Linked DNA regions of Homo sapiens: all the other regions are linked to region 1. Evidence: read pairs that join two places in POLR2A ChIA-PET (ENCODE). Cell type or tissue: OCI-LY7. All regions are shown on one strand. Links, peaks and the distances in the headings refer to the core of each region. The heading gives the core; the rest is flanking DNA. Region 1 overlaps LCP1 (lymphocyte cytosolic protein 1). Region 2 overlaps RUBCNL (rubicon like autophagy enhancer). Region 3 overlaps RUBCNL (rubicon like autophagy enhancer).

The links. Peaks named below come from ENCODE experiments on the same cell type or tissue, not always from the same donor. Only the 100,000 strongest peaks of a DNase experiment are listed, where the experiment ranks them.
Region 2: POLR2A ChIA-PET joins it to region 1 with 9 read pairs; 3 of 35 experiments call an interaction of 5 or more read pairs at or near these places.
Region 3: POLR2A ChIA-PET joins it to region 1 with 8 read pairs; 3 of 35 experiments call an interaction of 5 or more read pairs at or near these places.

Annotation. Positions count from the first base shown.
Region 1 is chr13:46,174,496-46,178,788 of GRCh38, forward strand. All of the region lies in intron 1 of LCP1 (lymphocyte cytosolic protein 1), which reads right to left. Among named protein-coding and RNA genes, the nearest start is that of LCP1, 5.5 kb to the right of the region's middle. RefSeq lists an enhancer at 2,433-2,492. In OCI-LY7, for the core only: CTCF peaks have their summits at 1,943 and 2,348; a DNase peak (open chromatin) is centred at 2,526; H3K4me3 peaks cover 2,500 bases; H3K27ac peaks cover 2,500 bases.
Region 2 is chr13:46,381,730-46,386,022 of GRCh38, forward strand. All of the region lies in intron 1 of RUBCNL (rubicon like autophagy enhancer), which reads right to left. Among named protein-coding and RNA genes, the nearest start is that of RUBCNL, 3.4 kb to the right of the region's middle. RefSeq lists an enhancer at 699-748. In OCI-LY7, for the core only: no CTCF peak of the experiment used is centred there; DNase peaks (open chromatin) are centred at 1,942, 2,801 and 3,222; H3K4me3 peaks cover 2,500 bases; H3K27ac peaks cover 2,500 bases.
Region 3 is chr13:46,375,198-46,379,490 of GRCh38, forward strand. It overlaps RUBCNL (rubicon like autophagy enhancer), which reads right to left. Exons shown (of 15, transcript NM_025113.5): 2 at 2,693-2,808. Among named protein-coding and RNA genes, the nearest start is that of RUBCNL, 9.9 kb to the right of the region's middle. RefSeq lists an enhancer at 3,519-3,598. In OCI-LY7, for the core only: no CTCF peak of the experiment used is centred there; DNase peaks (open chromatin) are centred at 1,278, 2,024, 2,544 and 3,434; H3K4me3 peaks cover 2,265 bases; H3K27ac peaks cover 2,500 bases.

The DNA of each region.
Region 1 (4,293 bases), core at 1,136-3,635:
GGTATACCAGCCGACCTAACAAAAGGAGACTTGGGATCTCTTCCTGATAGAACATGTGGAATTATAGGCCGGGTGCAGTGACTCACACTTGTAATCCCAGAACTTTGGGAGGCCGAAGTAGGGGGATCGCCTGAGGTCAGGAGTTCAAGACCAGCCTGGCCAATGTGGTGAAACCCTGTCTCTACTAAAAATACAAAAACATTAGCTGAGCGTGGTGGTGTGTGCCTGTAATCCCAGCTACTCAGGAGGCTGAGGCAGGAGAATCTCTTGAACCCAGTAGGCGGAAGTTGCAGTGAGCTAAGATTGTGCCTGGGCAACAAGAGCGAAAACTCCATCTTCAAAAAAAAAAAAAAAAAGAAAAAAGAAAGAAAATGTGGAATTACAAATAATCATTCAATAATCATGGAAACACAAAAAAGTATATAGACATATTATCAGGAAGCAACTAGTGGATCATGTTAGAAGATACAAAACAGTTTAAATAGACATGGATTATACTTTTAAGAAACTGCCAACATAAAATGAGAGAGAGGAAAGGTGTGAATCTTGACTCTGCCAGTTACTGGTTCTGTGACCCCAGACAAGTCACTTAACCCTCCCTGAACCTCAGCTTGGTCATCTGGAATAAGGATATAATTAATAACAACTTTACCTAGCTATGTATGAAAATAAAAGAGTAATTATCTTTCAAGCGTTTGGCATGATGCCTAGTAAATATTAGGGGCTCAGTAAGTCAGTGGTGACGCTGGGTGGAGTAGATATGCTCCATATCTACCTAGACGACAACATGGGAAAATGGAAGGGGAAAATAACCCACATCACACCTAGCGAGTAGATAGCACTTGCCTGATTTTATAGATGAGGAAACTGAACTTCAGAGGCTCCAGAGACTTGCTCAGCCTCCACATTTACCAAGAGCCCAGAATATAAATCCAAATCTGTCTCTACCTTTGCTCCCCTTTCTTTATACCACATTTGCCTCTTTTGTGCCTGGGAGCTGCAGACACTCAGCTTTAAAGAACTGGTACTGGAGATATGGTACTGGAGGAAGAACTGCGTGCAGTGAACAGTAGGGTGGGTACGGAGGGAGGAGAAAAACTGTGTGAACATCACCAGGTAGATGAAGTATCACAACTGTCATTCTCAGTGGTCACAGAAAAGAAACAGAATCCATGATATTTTGAGGAACAGTCCCAACATGAATGACAGCAAGAAAAGGAAAAAATCCAAAGTTTTCCAAGGTGCCTACCATATTCCATATTTTCAAAGGGAAACTTTAAAACTGTTTATAAAGCATTAGAAACAGTGGGGGAAGTTCAGTTCGCATTTTTAAGATGACAAAAGAGTGCTCAACAGTGCAAAACTACAGGCATGATCTTCTCTTTTTTCCTTACTCCCACTTTGCACCTATTACCTAGCTTTCTCTATAAAGAATTTATATCCCACTCTTCTTTGTTCAAGCTGGCCTTTCTGGTGAGGGTGATATGAGCAGATGATGTCAAGGAGGTACAAAGGATCTACTTTTTAAATGTTACACCTGAGATTACTAGAGGCTGGGAAGGGTAGGGGGAAGGTGGAGGATAGGAGAGATTTGTTTAGATACAAAATTATAGCTAGACAGGAGGAATAAGCTCTCATGTTCTATAGCACTATAGGATAACTATAGTTAACAGTACATAGTTTTAAAATGGCTAGAAGAGAGGCGATTGAATGTTTCCAGCACAAGAAATAAAAAATGTTTGAGATGATGGATATGCTGATTACCCTGATCTCATCACTAGACATTGTATGTATTGAAACATTACTAGGTACCCCATAAATACATACCGTTATATGTCAATTTAAAAATAAATAAAAACTGAAAAAACATTTTCAGGATGGAAGCTATATTGAATGCACACACATCTATTATAATCTCATGAATTATTATAAAAGGTTTTTATGGAAAAAAAGTTGCACCTGAGGTTAATAAAGATCCACTTCTAATTTTAAACTTTGCCTAAGGAATGCTGAATAGGGAAAATATGCAAATTTTATACAAATAACATTTGTGTATCCTTTTACTTCACACATTTGGATACATAGCTTGGATAAATTTTAGTGACTACTACCAGACTGAGGAAACAAAATGCAGGGTATTATTTAAATACAAGGTAATTGTTCCATTAATTCACTTCCCTCTAGAAAGTGCAACCAGAAAAAGAAGGAAAGCAAATTATCTGGGAGATTGCAATTCACATGCATAATTAATCTGCTTGCTGAATTTGGTGTCAGCTTTTCTGCTATGGAAAACATAATCTCTTTTTCACTTTAGCTTATCCAGTCAAGAAGGAGTGTGTGAGTGAGTGTGTGTGTGTGTTTCCGTGTATGTGTGTTTATTTGTGTGTGTGTGTGTGTGTGTGTGTGTGAGAGAGCGAGAGAGAGAGAGGGAGGGAGACCCTCCCTTCTGTCCATGTAACAGATGCTGAAATAAGAATCAATGCTGCAACCACAGAACTGTGGGTTTGCTAGTTCCCCAATTTAACATAGCTTTTCCTTCCGCCAGAAAGAACAACTGACCATCTTTGAGTAACAGGCTCCTTGTACTTGCAAGTGGGGCTGACACAGCCATGGCTCTGAAGTTGAGCAAAACTTACTTAAACCCAGTAAGTGGTTCACTTTTACCTCTCTTCTTCCACTAACATTTAAAGCAATGTTTCATTCTTTCTCAGTTTTTAGGACACTTATATTTGGCCATTACTATACAATCATAGATATGTGTACTTGGGTATAAAAAGTAGAATGTTTAATCTATTCATGTCTATCAGTCACAACAGACTAGAAAATGTGAATGCCACTTGACTAAAATTATTCTAAACTTTAAAGGCCGGGCGCGGTGGCTCACGCCTGTAATCCCAGCACTTTGGGAGGCCGAGGCAGGCAGATCACGAGGTCAGGAGATCGAGACCGTCCTGGCTAACAAGGTGAAACCCGTCTCTACTAAAAATACAAAAAATTAGCCGGGCGTGGTGGTGGGCGCCTGTAGTCCCAGCTACTCGGGAGGCTGAGGCAGGAGAATCGCTTGAACCCAGGAGGCGGAGGTTTCAGTAAGCCGAGATCACGCAACTGTACTCCAGCCTGGGTGAGCCAGGAGGCAGAGGTTTCAGTGAGCCGAGATCGCGCCACTGCACTCCAGCCTGGGCGACAGAGTGAAACTCTGTCTCAAAAAACAAACAAACAAACAAACAAAAGACTAAGAACCTTTTAAAGTTTTTGAGGGTGGAGATCATGTTTTGTGACCCATGCAGAGGCCTGTAATTGTTAACAACCAACTTCTACTCAGTCAAGTGTACAGAGGGGCTGACTACTGATGCTGTTGCTGCTGCTGCTGCTGCTGATGGTGATGATAATGATGATGATGATGATATGATGACACAGAATAATTTGTTTATAAAAGCACTTATCATATAGATGCATTTATTTGGGGAAGTATTATGATTATTTGAGCTCAACTTGAGGGCTTAGTTACAAATAAGCACCATGGTTTGCTACCTGTTTATTCCAGGAAGTTGCCTTGAAATTCAACAGTTAAGACAAAATTGATCCAATTGTAGAAAATTAAATAAAATACGTGAATGAATGAACTTGCCTTCAAATATGAAGAGGACACCAGACACTACCTCACAGGACTGTATGACAACTAAATGCTTTCATAGGGTTAAAGCACTTAGAAAAACACCTGATTCAATGTAAGTATTAACGTTATTATTAGGATGATTAATTGAAGCGCCTTCCACTCCCCCCCATCCCCCACCGATATCTTACAAGATGGAGCAGTTATGCAATTTCTGGGCAGACTGATGTAAGCATTGAAACTGACAAACCAAAACAACAGGAACAGTCAATAGTATAAGGCAGGAAGTTGGATCAGAAGGGAACTGAGGAAAGCAACAAGGAGATGCCATCTGGGGAACACCACGGCCACAGCAGCTATAGGGAGATATCCCTAGGAAACCAACATCTAATCAGGAGGTGACTTCCGAGAGCCTCAAAATGAAGACCCTGTAGAACATTAACACTTTTTTAAGGAGTGCGCTTCCATCTGGCAAAATAGGAACACTTGAAACTCTTCAAATCTGTGGACACTGATTAGTTTTATATTTTGATGTGTCCTAATTCTAATGTTTATTTCTGCAGTGTTCAGTATACAGATGAAATAGTATCATTTCATTTGATATCTGTAAGTTGGGAAACTAGCAGATAAAAAAACACTAGGAAGAAAATTAGATTAACTGAAATAATGTCACTCTACTA
Region 2 (4,293 bases), core at 757-3,256, 210 kb after region 1:
GCGCCACCACGCCCGGCAATTTTTGTATTTTTAGTAGAGACAGGGTTTCTCCATGTTTGTCAGGCTGGTCTCGAACTCCTGACCTCAGGTGATCTGCCCGCCTCGGCCTCTGTTGCTCAGGCTAGAGTGCAGTGGCATGATCATGGCTCACTGCAGCCTTGACCTCCCGGGCTCTAGTGATCCTATTGTCTCAGCCTTTAGAGCAGCTAGGACCACAGGTGTGCCACCATATCTGGCCAATTTTTTATTTTTGTAGAGGAAAGACCTCACTATGTTGCTCAGGTTGGTCTCAAACTCCTGGCCTCAAGCAATCCTCCCAGTTCAGCCTCCCAAAGTGCTGGGATTATAGGCAAGAGCCACCATGCCTGGCTAGACTTGTACACTTTAAATCAGTGAAGCATTTGGCATGTAAATTCTATCTCAATCTCAGTAACAGTATTTTTTAAAAAATAAGAATAGGAAATGCTCATCTCCCTTCAAAAAGATCTAGAACTAAAGGGAGCTGTATTTCATGGGCTACAGGGATCAAAAGAGCACAAGCTACACACCAGGCTGTGAACAAAAATACTGAAAGGATAGGAGAAAGTTAAAAGGAGAAGTAGAGAGTAGATACGGGAAATACTGAATAAATGTGTCAAAAATAGGTAAGGAGAAGAAAGAGGAAGTAAAAGTGAAATTGTCATGATAGAACTATCTAGAAAAGGAAAAGAAAAAAAAAAATCAAGGGCTGGTAAAGACAACAGATGACCACTAGCAATTGAGCACCTACTGTCAGACCCTACCCTAAGGAATCCAGACATCCAAGATTATCTTCTTTTTTGAGACAAAGTTTCGCTCTTGTCACCGAGGCTGGAGTGCAGTGGCATGATCTCAGTTCACTGCAACCTCTGCCTCCCAGGTTCAGGCGATTCTCCTTGCCTTAACCTCCCAAGTAGCTGGGATTACAGGCGCCCACCACCATGCCCGGCTAATTTTTTTTGTATTTTTAGTAGAGACTGGGTTTCGCTATGTTGGCCAGGCTAGTCTCGATCTCCTGACCTAGTGATCCACCCGCCTCAGCCTCCCAAAGTGCTGGGATTACAGGCATGAGCCACCGCGCCTGGCCTATCCATGCTTATCTTTCAACCAGTGCTGCAAGAAGGCTCTAAGGCCAAGATTTACAGATGATAAACAAGGTAAAAAAAGTTAAGTATTGTGGTTATGTTTTAAGTGCCTATTTTTTAGAAATATATATACAGAAGTATTTAGAAATAACTGATAGAATGTCAGTGGGGACGATAAATAGAAATAATTGGTAGAATTTCTTAAATTTGCTTTAAAATAATGCCAGTGGGCAACATGGATGAAGCACAACTGGCCATGTTGATAACTGCCGAAGCTGGGAGAAGGGAGAAGGTTGTTCATTGTACTATTCTATGTTTAAGTTTGAAATTTTCCATTAAAAAATTCCCGTTTAAGTTTTCTAAAAACCTTCAATTTGCTACATCTGTCCAGGAGTCCCTAGGTTGCCTATCTGACCTCCTTATCTGCTACCTGGACACCTCTATGCCCCTCTACCCATACTCTCTTGTGGATCTTTATTCAAATGAAGACCTTACCCATCACCTTCAAACTGAGACCTTTCCCATCACCTATGACAAAACCACATCTCTACAGATAACCACTCTCTCCATGTACTGCCCCATAGCCTTCTCTACAGCATTCATCTTCTGACACCTTCCTCCTCATCAATTCATAACTAATGCTTATATGACATTTACTTTGTGCCTGGCACAGTTCCAAATTTTCTACACACACACACACATCATTTCCTTATGCCTTGATTAGGTCAGAATCCTTCATGGTGCTTCAGATTATTAGCAACCTAGCCCAGCCCCCAACAAAAATGAACTCTCTTGGTTTCTACACAGCAACATCCAAAGGGCAGCTGGAGGATGGGGGTAGGGTGAAGACTATTAAAGCTATCTTGATTAAGAAACAGTCAGTATATGAGCCAAACCCACAAGTCCAGGTGGCACTGTTTGGAAAAACAGAAAGCAAGAAAACTATCATCTGTAATTTCACAGTATAATAGACGACACATGGAGTGAATAATGAATTGTTTCTGCTATACTAAGACACATAGCCAGCCTACTTGAGGAGCTATTTTCAAATGACCAAGACCCAGGAGGCCCAGGCTAAACTAATTTAGCCCTAATTCTACAAGCACAGCGGTGAACAGAAGATCTTTAAATCTTGTGGACTCAAATATCTCTTCAGAATATTAATATTCACACAGCATGCAGCAGACTGCCTATACCTTGGCAATGCTAATGACATTGACATGTCTACCTCCCTGAGCCCAGATCACCATAAAACCAAGCCTAAACTAAAAGTGAGCAACCAAAAAACCCCCAGATTTTTATATAAGTCATGGGACGAATAAAATGATTTAACAATTGAGCCATATTTTTAAAAATACTTGCAAAATATGCATATAGATAAGTGCTAGTCCCTTCACTTAACAAACTTAAAAGTCCCATGCCAAAAACTTCTAAGAATCATTTCCAAGTAAATACAGAGAGAATAGGGAAGTGCCCTAAACATATTTTTGGAATTCAGTTCTTTTCTGATCAACTCTAGCTTGTCGGAATAAAAGAACGTAAAAAAGTATAAGAAGAATACATTTCTTTATAAGAATAATACAATACCTTTGAATACAATTCTTCTTATACTTACTCTATAATTGTACTTACTCTACAGTTTTCTGCAAACGTACTTACTCTACAATTTTCATCATCTAAAATCAACCAGCAAACAGTACCTGCTTACTGTGGGTGCTTTTCAACGTTACCTGTTAAAAAAAAACGTTGAGGTCTAATTTACATTTACTTCTTTTAATAAATATAAAGCTAAGGATCATTGGAATGAATGCATTTTTGAACAATTTTTCAACATAATTGTTGGAAAAATCACATTAAGTGTATAGTTTATTCTAACTTCTATTCATTTTCCAGCCTACTGATGACAAAAAGGCTTGAATCTGAAACTTTTCTTTCTACACTCTGAGAAGTATTTTACCTTTACGGAGCAGACTTTGGGCTCAGTAGAAACAAAGGATTCATTCAATGTAGAATTATTATCATCATTTTACGGGTTAGAAAAGGAAGTAAAGTGATGACCACATAGCCACTCAGCAGCATGCTCAAGTCCAAACCCTGGAACCTTGTCCATAGCCCCTAGTCTCACCATCCATGTTGCCTCCGTGTGTGGGATAAAAGACAATGCAAAAGTTAAAACACTCGCACACACAGGACCCAATTAAATATAATTTTAACGCCAATCTGAGAAAAATGACTTATTAGCTGTGTGATTTTGAGCAATGCTCTTAACCTCCCCCATGAAGGATGGTGTGAGAACGAACAGAATTGTAGCACGTGTATCAGTCTGGTACACAATGTCCTATGAAGGTTAGCTTTATTATCACCATCATTATTATTGCAGAAAGACTTTCAGTTCAGAATAAGACAGCACAGTTACAGAGACCTGGTTTTATTTTCCAGCTTCTTAACTGAGTCATCTTTCAGCTCCTTTTAATTAAAAAGAAAAAACAATCAGAGATCTAATTGGGTATCAGGAAGATACACAATATGACTAACAGGCACTAATATTACTACACTTATAGTCTCTGGAAGGCTGGACATACTTATCCAAGAACTGCCTAAATTTTTACAATGACACACCATGCTAAATCTTCCATATTAGAAATTCCATATTTCTCTCCATACTAGAAATAATCGTTCCATATTAGAAATAAGAACGTAGATTTGGTAACAAGGGAAACTATTCAAATTTGCCAGTGCTATTATTTGTGTGCCTTCAGATGGGTGGGGAAAAAATGTGTCAGCAAGCAATGCAGCCTTTCTTTAGTTTTTTACTTATCCTCTAAAGATCATGCAAAAAAAAAAAAAAACCAACAAACGTTTACTCTTGGATGTTTAACCTTGGCTCCGACAGAATGTTCCTTGTATCAAAAAACAAGAACTCAGCCAACAATGTTTTTGTTGTTAAACGGTTGCATGAAGACTATGTCCAGTCAAATCTAACCCCTCACCCCGCTCCAAGGCTATGACCCTCAATTTTCATCAAAGTTCCTACCATCTCCCACTTTGTAAAGGCCCTAAAGAAGTTAATGAAGAAGGCAAAGTTCCTGTCCTCTGCTGTCACTCAGTAATGAGCAGTTTCATGTGGCAGTGCAGAAACTGGGGTTTGAGAAACAGAGGTGTCCTGACACTCTGGACCGGTAATCACGAA
Region 3 (4,293 bases), core at 1,030-3,529, 200 kb after region 1:
AATGGAAAGAACAAATCCAACAAAATGGAGACAAAGTTAAGAGCTAGAGAAAAGACCGGGCGCAGTGGCTCATGCCTATAATCCCAGCACTTTGGGAGGCCAAGGCGGGTGGAGAACCTGAAGTCAGGAGTTCGAGACCAGCCTGACCAACATGGCGAAACCCCATCTCTACTAAAAATACAAAAATTAGCTGGGCGTGGTGGCGGGCGCCTATAATCCCAGCTACTGAGGAGGCTGAGGCAGGAGAATCGCTTGAACCTGGCAGGCGGAGGTTGCAGTGAGACAAGATCATGCCATTGCACTCCAGCCTGGACGACAGCGAGACTCTGTCTCAAAAACAAAACAAAAAAAGAGCTAGAGAAAAGACCTCTGTGGCAGATATAACTGTTCTATTAATGGGGCAGAATTACTCATGTAGGAATAGAAGTGAATCCACATTTCCTAAAACATGAAATTGTTCTCACCCAATAATAAAAGTTCAGTAGACCAAAATAAGGTACATATGAAAACTGTTCTTGAGACTTTGAGTCTCAAGAGTTTTGGAGACTTCTTGATTTGAGGGCCCTATATTTTAGTTTATACCTTCTGGAGTAATAAGGATTATAATTTATACACACACACCCACACAGTTGACCCTTGAACAACATGGATTTGAACTTTGTGGGTCCACTAACATGTGGATTTTCTTCCATATCTGTCACCATGAGGCAGCAAGACTAACGCCTCTTTTTCCTCTCTTCAGTCTACTCAGCATGAGAGGATGAGGATGAAGACCTTTATAATGATCTATTTCCACTTAATGAACAGTAAATATATTCTCTCTTCCTTATGGTTTTCTTAATGACATTTTCTTTCCTCTGCTTTATTGTAAGAATGCTTATATAGTATTATACACTAACATACAACATATGTGTTAATCAACTGTTTATGTTATCAGTAAGGCTGCAGTTAACAGTAGGTTATAAGTAGTGTTAAGTTTTGGGGGAGTCAAAAGTTGTGCGCAGATTTTCAACTGCACAGGGTGTTAGTGTCCCTAACCCCTGCATTGTGAAGGGTCAACTCTATGTGTGTGTGTATATATATATCTTTTGCATATGACATATATTGTTTCTGGAGGCATATAGATATATATATACCTTTGTATATAACATATATTAATATATAAATGCATCTTTTGTATGTAACATACATATATAAACATATACATGCATCTTGAAAACACTACAAAAGCCCCAAATCACCATTCACAAAATATCACAGAGTACAGCTGGTTGTGTTAACCGCCAGAACTCACCAGCCCAAGATGCCTATCTTCCTTCTCCTGACCTCAAATCCCACCTTGTGCACCAATTTCTCTTTGTCACACATCTTTTCGTCTCCAATAATTCTGGATTTTATAATTACAAAAGGAAACCATGACTACATTTTTATAAAATGCCCAAACACAGAAGCCTAGAGTAAAAAGTGAACAGCGCTCATCACCCCAAGCCCCACAATCCTACTTTATTCTCAGAAATAACATTGTTAACCATTCTATTCTTTCTAGACCTTTATCTATGAATTAACGTACATATTTCAGACCAGAAGATATGTTTTCTTTTGTATACACATCCATGGGATCATACTGGAGATATTTTACAACTTATCTTCTTTTTCACTCAACATTATGTCTTGAGGGTCTATGTGATTCTCCTAAACTGTGTTATCACTTTCTATAGTATAAATATATCATACTTACTTAGCCAGACCCTACTGATAGAAATTTATTTTTAGCTTTTTGCAGTTATACAGTTTATAACAATGAACATCCTTGTTCATGTCATTTTTTGGTTGACTTTTTTTAGTTCCTTTCTCTTACTAGTTCCACTCTTAGTCTGAGTCCATAGTTCATGATAGCCTCATTATTTCCAAGAGAATAAAACTATATAAGTAAGTTATGGTTTATCCTCAATTTTCTACACATATCTTTTGTGTGTTTGGTGGGGGGAGATGACTATAGATGTGAAATCACATGAAAAACATGCAGTCTCAAATGGTAAAGCAGTAGTGATTCCAGGTGGTTTTGTTTTTCATTTTGTTTTCTTTGAGACAAGTCTCGATCTGTTGCCCAGGCTGGAGTGCAGTGGCACGATCTCGGCTCACTGCAACCTCTGCCTCGTGGATTCAAGCAATTCTCATGCCTCAGCCTCCCTAGCAGCTGGGATTACAGGTGGGCACCACCACGCCTGCCTAATTTTTGTATTTTTAGTAGAGATGGGGTTTCACCATGTTGGCCAGGTTGGTCTCAAACTCCTGACATCAAGTGATCCACCCAACTCGGCCTTCCAAAGCGCTGGATTGCAGGTGTGGGCCACTGTGCCTGGCTGATCCCAGTGTTTTTTATAAACAAGTTATAGTTAATAGTTCAAAGAGAATGACCTTATTTGGAACTTCCCATACATGGACTGACCTAAGTGAATTGAGCAAAAACCAACGTCCTCATAAAAAACAACCGTCAAAAGCAGGTGCTTTCTTCACTTCCTTCTAGAAAAGTGTTGTTGCTTCACAAAAATAACCAGCAGGTGCTGCTTTGCCAGGTTATAAAATCAAAGCATTGAGAGTTAGAATAGGCCCATAATAGATTCACAACCATGTCTAAGGTCACAGCTGGGCAGTGGCAGAGAGAAGACAAAAGGCCAGGTCGGACACTCACCAGGAGTATGAATTTCTCGAAGAGGCAGATTGACACAGAGGAGAAAGTAATGATTGGAAACCATCAAAGTCCATGCAGTAGTGACAGGAGGTCAATATCCCCATTTTTTATTTTATCTGTAAGGCAAAAAACAATTTGCCAGATGCTATGATACCACTGCCAGGTATGTTACTTGTTGCCATATTGTTTGTAGTGTGTTAGTTATTCAGTTAAGAAATATTTTTTTACTGAGCATCTACTACAGGTCTGGCATTGTTTTTGTTTTGGTAGCACTGGGGTAACAGACGGGACTAAAATAAGCTTCCTGCCCTTCCTCAGCTTATGTTCTGGAGGAAGGGAGATAGTGAATAGACATACATTTATACATTCAGACACACAATCATTTCAAGGATTGATAAGCAGAGATAATACAGGTCTAAGCAATACTTAGCATCTTCTCAACATACTTCCTGCCACTGTCACAAAGGGGGTCCTTTGAATCAGAGATACTTAGGTACAAACAATAAAATCAATTTCCAAAAACATTTAAGGGAAGAGATACCAATCTCAAAGCTTACCATCATTCTTACTGAGATTTTCCAGCTGGGATTAAAAGGTAGGCACAGGCCAGATTACTAGTGAACATATAAGCTGCAGCAAAGGCCCTGGACAAACAAGAGACTTCAGGACACCTCCAGCCAAGTCATTGTGACATCAGAGTCAGTGGCCCCATCGAGAATGATTGCATCACTAGAGCCACCAGAGACACAGTATTAACAGCAAAGATGCAACTTCTGCAGGAGGGATAGATGCCTCAGTGCCACCATGATGCCTACGGTGACCTCACAGAAGTCTTTCAGATCATAAGCAGCCAGCACTTGGAGGGCAGAGCAGCTTTAGCTCCCACTATGTATAACAGTCTTCAAGTTATTTCATGAATAGGCAAAAGTACATCAGATTTAGGTTTTAGGATTTTCTATGCCCCAATACTAACTGCCTATTGAATACACAACTGGGGGCATCAGAGTAAAGACACACCTTAAATCTTACCTTGTCAGTAATGCTTCCTTGGTCACCCTATAAAAACTGGTAATTGCCCCTCCCAAACAGTTCCTATCCCTCTCTTTAGCTCTATTTCTCTCTTTAGCACAAATCTCATTGTATCTAACCTCAATGACTAGTACCCCCCAGAATGTTAAATCTATGAGGGCCCTTTTATTTTTATTTATTTATTTTTTTGAGACAGAGTTTCCATCTTGTTGCCCAGGCACAATCTCGGCTCACTGTGACCTCTGCCTCCCAAGTTCAAGCAATTCTCCTGCCTCAGTCTCCCAAGTAGCTGGGATTACAGGTGCCCGCCACCATGCCTGGCTAATTTTTAGTATTCTGTAGAGACAGGGTTTCACCATGTTGGCCAGGCTGGTCTCGAACTCCTGATCTCAGGTGATCCACCCACCTCGGCCTCCCAAAGTGCTGGGATTACAGGTATGAGCCACCGCAGGCGGCCGAGGGCACTTTTTAAAATAACGTATTTTGGACACTGCTTTGTCCCCAGAACCCAGACCAGTGGCAATAATAGGTGTTCAATAAATATATTCTTTGCACTTATGAATGAAATCATG